2 separate regions of the Homo sapiens genome follow, and region 1 is linked to region 2. Evidence: chromatin loops called from intact Hi-C (ENCODE). Cell type or tissue: HepG2. All regions are shown on one strand. Each heading gives the region's core, and the rest is flanking DNA. Links, peaks and the distances in the headings are about the cores only.

What was found. Peaks named below come from ENCODE experiments on the same cell type or tissue, not always from the same donor. Only the 100,000 strongest peaks of a DNase experiment are listed, where the experiment ranks them.
Region 1: it touches region 2 in a loop (2.2-fold over the local background); 1 of 110 quality-filtered maps calls a loop at or near these places.

The regions. Positions count from the first base shown.
Region 1 is chr1:183,733,916-183,736,735 of GRCh38, forward strand. It overlaps a transcript of RGL1 not described here. Among named protein-coding and RNA genes, the nearest start is that of RGL1, 70 kb to the right of the region's middle. In HepG2, for the core only: no CTCF peak of the experiment used is centred there; no DNase peak of the experiment used is centred there.
Region 2 is chr1:183,840,807-183,843,626 of GRCh38, forward strand. All of the region lies in intron 2 of RGL1 (ral guanine nucleotide dissociation stimulator like 1), which reads left to right. Among named protein-coding and RNA genes, the nearest start is that of RGL1, 37 kb to the left of the region's middle. RefSeq lists an enhancer at 982-1,031. In HepG2, for the core only: no CTCF peak of the experiment used is centred there; DNase peaks (open chromatin) are centred at 1,795 and 2,675; H3K4me3 peaks cover 1,104 bases.

The DNA.
Region 1 (2,820 bases), core at 78-2,577, 110 kb before region 2:
TGGCTTAGAGCCAGCTCACTCTACATGCTCTCCCAGAAGTGTTTTCTTGAAAGAGTTTTTCCCCATTGGGACCTTCCATTTTCCTCTGGCTTAGTAAAGTGACTGTAATTAAATAGATTCAATTTCTGTTTATGGTGAAGTAAAAGATTGAGAACAGATTGCTCTTTAACCTGAAATGTGGAAGGGCTAGTCGATTCGGAAGCTAGTTAAAATGATTTTGTGTATTAACTGGTAAACTCAACAGATTTTTTCCCCTGTGAATCTAACATTTCTAGATCTTTGCATTCCTCCCGTGAGAAGTCCACCTCTGAATCCTTTCGAGAGCTCAGATTCCTAGGAACTCAGATTTTTGAACATCTACATGATGTTATTTTGTAAGTGGAACACTGACTATTAAAGGATAGCAGTGGAGTGGAGTGGTGAGGGCACAGCTCTGGGTCAGGATAACTGGAGAGAAACCCTAAGGCTTATTCCATAATCTCTCTTGATTTGAGCTTCTGAGGATAAACTGAGGCTTGTAACATGCTAGCCCAGTATCTGGTGTAGTAAATATTGAATGCACTGTGGTGGAGAGGGTTGTGTTGTCAATGTTGCTGTTGTTATTGTTGAGACCTAAAGGATTGCTATGATCTAAATCAGCTTAATTTCCTTCAACTTGATAAAAATTAGCCTGTGACTATTGAACTGGATGATGCTCTCCTAATGGTTTTTGCATTTTGCCTTCATTCAGCCAGTTAAAGCTGGTGTTTACAGAATTGTGAAACATTTGAGCCTGGGACAGTCATGTGATTTACAGTTTTGTCTTGTTTCATGCTTTCCAGCAACATAATTACTGAACTTTTTATCGTAATAAAAATATAGGCAATAAAAAAGGCAGTCCCCTGGAATTCCCTCTATCTCTCTTAGAATGCTAAAGGATATTTTTTTGTGATCTCAGCTCTGTTCTGTTAAGTATCCTCTCCCTTCCCCACGTCTGTCTTTGCAGATTTGTGACCAGACGGCTGCACTGAATGGAGACTAGGAAGGGAGCCCAACTGTTTTCCTTGTGTTGGCCCTCTGTGCCGAGCAGGGATTGTTGAGCAAAGCAGGGATTGCTGAGCAGCGTTTCTCCAGGGAGGGTCACAGGGTAGTACAAACCCACTCTGGATTTTTCTTTTTTTTTTAATTATTAAAAACTTTGGCCAAATACTATCAGTAAGGGGGAGAAAGTATGTGGTTTGAAGACCAGTTGGACCAGTCTTTTAAAATATCAACTGGAATAAAGCAAGAATGCCTTACACTTCTTTAATTTTCTACATTTAACAGGAGACAGTTGCTCCCAGAGTCACTTCTAACTCCACAGACAGTATTGTGCAACCTTGCTCAGCATTTGGAGACACTATATAATTAAAATTCCTTTGAAAATGGTTGCCCAATGATTGACATTTATTCCAAAATACATTATCATGTTGAATGCTTAATTCCTTCTTCCAGTACATTTTCTTTAATAAAAAAGTAAAAATCTATTTTTTAAAAGGGTGATGGAGTTTTGTAAAAAATTGAAGCAGTGTAACAAACTTATGTCTAATCTTGCTCTTAAAGAGCTGGCAGGCTAGCAGGGGAGACCAGAGTAAGTTATGGAAAGCAAAAAAAGCAATACTCAGGATATAACTGAGTTGCCTTATATAGATAGACTTGAAATGCTGCTGAGATTCCAAAGAGGAAGAGATAATAGGAATCTGTTGCTCTCTTACCTCCTAGTACATTGACTCATACCTCCACTTCAAACACAAGCAACATTTAGTATTACTACGAAATTATCTAATGGGCTTCCTTTCTCAGGGCAGTAGGAATCTGTCTCTCTGCTGTGGCTTTCTGGAGTCCTTCCCTTCTGATGTCTGTCTGTGCCCCAGTTTCCATTTTCATATGGTCATCTTTGATTCTGGATAGCTGCTTCTCTCTGTGTTCTCAGAAGAAATAGACTAGTGAGATCACTGTCATGCCCCCTCCACAATTAGGAGGCTGTATCTTGAGACCTTCTTGGATCCCACAATTTGTAGATATCACAATAGCAATCATGGTTAGAGAAGTCTACCACCAAACCAGGAGTTAGATGCTAAGGATGGGTGAGCATGTCCAAATAGCAGCTTTAAAAAGCCTCAGCACACTTACAATAGACTACATGTCAGAGTTTTGGGTTATCTCTGAATAGTCAAAACCCCGATATTATATACATGTATGTAAAGAGGCTATTTTAATATCATACTGTTTGTTTGACTTTTGAGTAGTGAATGCATAATATGGGAATAAGTACAATACGTGAGTGAAACACCGAAATCACCTTTCACTGTTTTGTTTAGTAGTTTGGAGCCTTCAGTTCTTCTGGAAAAATAATTCAATGCACATTAGTTTTGCTTTCTACATTTGAGGGAGGTGAATGCTTTACTTTTGTAACTGTAAGAGGTCTCAGCAGTCTTGTAGCCTATTCATATTAAAGATAAGGACACTGAGGCCAAGAAAGGTGAAATGGCTTGCTTAATGGTTACACAGAGAATTAACTGTAGCTTCATGATTTTAACTCAGGTCTTGTGACTAGAATTTCAGTGCACTTTGCATTAGGCAATTCTGAACCTTTGAGTAAAACTAAAATGCAAAGACTGCTCTTGATAGCATTCTAGGTGGAAGAGTTGAAGATAGTAGGATATAAAGATAAACAAACCTATCTTATCTGGACAGGACCTCAGCTCATTAGGAAGAGGAATGAGGAAGAGAGAATGTAGGAGGAAAGAAATGGCAGAAAGACAAATAATCATGGGAAGGGACTGGAACAGGGTAAATGCC
Region 2 (2,820 bases), core at 300-2,799:
GCTTGAGCATGGGAGGTTGAGGCTGCATTGAACCCTGATTGCACCACTGTACTGCGGCCTGGGCAATAGAGATGGACTGCATCTCTAACAAACAAACAAAACAAAACAACCCAGTGCAGACAGAACCTACTTAAGAAGCCTTTTCTGACACCTCCTTTACACTGGGCCCCTCTTGGTGCTTCCCTCCATGTCTTGCCTCTCTCTCCACCATTTTACTCACATTTTATTGTAATGGTTTCTTTGTGTCTGTTTCCTTCACCAGACTGAACAACTTGGTTGCCAGAACTGCATGCTATTTACCTTTATATGTCTAGTACCTTGCACAGTGCCTGGCACATAGTACCATTTAGTTAATATGTAGCTGAATAAGTAGATGAATAAATGGAAAAGACAGCCATTGTGTATGTGCTAGTAGCATAAAAATACAGGATACACAATTACATTTCAAATTCAGATAAATAACAAATAGGTTTTTTTAGTATGCATAGATCCCAAACATGGAATGGGACATACTTATACCACATAGTATGTAATTATTCATTATTTCTCTGAAATTAAAATTTCACTGGGCATCCTGTAATTTATCTGTCAACCCTAACCTAGCAAAAAAGTGACTTCCCACCCAATATTAGGTTAGCACAAAGGTGATTGTGACAAGTTTTGGTTTAAGTTTTGTTAAGTTTGCCACTATTTTTAATGGCAAAAGCCATAATCACCTTTGCACCAACCTAATAAAAGTTCACACAAGGCAGAACCTCATGTTGAGCTTGACATCATGGGCCCTAAAGTATTTTCTAGACTTTACCTTAACATCTCTGAGTGTCCTGTGTGTAAATAGTCACTGTAGTACTCAGGTGTATTGGCCTTGTCATGTTCTGCTGGGTGTCATTACATACATGATTTCTGCTGAGAGAATGATGCAAATTTTGTTGCATGGCAAAGAAATTTATGCAGTTGAGTAATATGGAGAGATGAGCAGAGCTTATTTGTGAGTCAGCTTGTGGGTTTTCCTATACAGGTGGAGTATCCTTAATCTTAAAACCGAAATTCAAAGTGCTCCAACATCCATGCTTATTGCAGTGTTTTGCAGTTTGGATTTTCAGAATGGGGATACTTGAATGGTAAGTATAGTGGGAATATTTCAAAATCTGAAAAATTCTGAAATCCAAACCACTTTCAGTCCCAAGAATTTGAGATAAAAGATCCTCAGCCTGTATTGTGGTGGTTTGTTGTTGCTGGATAGTGGTTGTAGGGCATATGAAAAGGAAGCATAAAACTTACTTTTGGTGTTTGGGGATGAATGTAGGGATTGGGTGTGGGTTTTAGATTTTTGGAGGGAGTTAACAGCTGGAATAGTACTCACTATTTACTTTGCTGCTCAGGCCAAGATGCCTGAGAACTGATATACTGAAGAGTGATCATGGTGTGGAGGACTCCATACTGTCTCCATCCTAATGAGGTTGTTTGCTTAACACGTTCCCTGTTAAACTATCAGATGACTGAATTATTATTTTGATTGAAGGGACTTTTTTTTTTTTTCAAATTAGAAACACCCAACTGGTTAACAGTTTATGTTTTAGAAGGTGAAAGAGTTTATTTTTCCATGACTGGAAACGGAATTGAAATATGGCATCTTTCATCTCTCACATGCCCTTTTTCCTCTCCGTCTCATGCCAAAATCGATAATTATGGAAATTACCTGGTAGGACACTTGGGCACAGTTTTAGATATTTACCCCATAGGACTCAGACATGTTCTCTTAGAAAAAGCTGGATTCTAAAGGCACAAAGATCAACCAAAAAAACAAACATGAAACATTTTTGTGGTCACAGTACCGTGATCTTGTCAGTAAAGCGACGGTCTATGATTAAATCCAGATTGAGCTGTTTCCTGTTAGCGTGCTAACCCACAGGACAGGCTCAGGCCTCCGTGTCTTGCTTTCTAAGTCTGGGTTATTAAGCACTTGTCTGACAAGGGTTCCACCCCTTTCGTCTTCAACTTAATAATTCAAAGTTACTAAGATAATATAAGCAAAAACAGGTCCTAAAGTCTCTTAAAACACTTACAGACCTATAGGAATCTTTTCTTGCAAAAATGAAACTTTTAACATTTTAGCTTCTCTTGTCGGGCCATATGGCAGAGTATTTTTTGTGTTTCCCCTCTGTACAGTTTCATTTCAAAATAATTTCAGTGGTAAGCAGATCATTTTAAGTTTTTGTTTCATAAGAAATGTACTCTATTTGAATGTTGGCAAATTAGAAGTCATCAGATCTTTCCCCTGCCATAATAAGCAGGTATTAGGATATTTAGCAGTTCTACAGAAAATGACATTAAGCAAATTCTCTGATAACTTAACATGCATTGTTATTTTGTGTGAGAATGATTGTAGGCACAAGAGCAATTCTATACTTATTTTATGATATTGTCATTGATGTTCACTTTGAAAATTATTTTTTAAATCTAAATTTTCAAAATATTTTATTAGTCTTCTGTTAGGTCATATGTGGTTCTTCCTAATGCACAGATGCAAACCCTGAGGAACAAATACTGTTAAAGGGACTTACAGGAATCATGTATGCATATTGAAATTTTTTCCGAGTAAGAAAGTACTGAAAGAGAGGGGCTGGGTTAATGAGAAACATAATTCCATTCCCAAGGGAGAACCCTGGCTTTCTGCCAAATCTCTGCTTTCTGGCAGGAAATGGGACCCACTTCATCAGGTCCTTTGACAAGCATTTTTCTCTGTGTTTGAATTTTGGGACACGTCAATACTCGGTGAAAAAATAGTTCTTTTAAATAATCATCACTTTTGATAAGAAG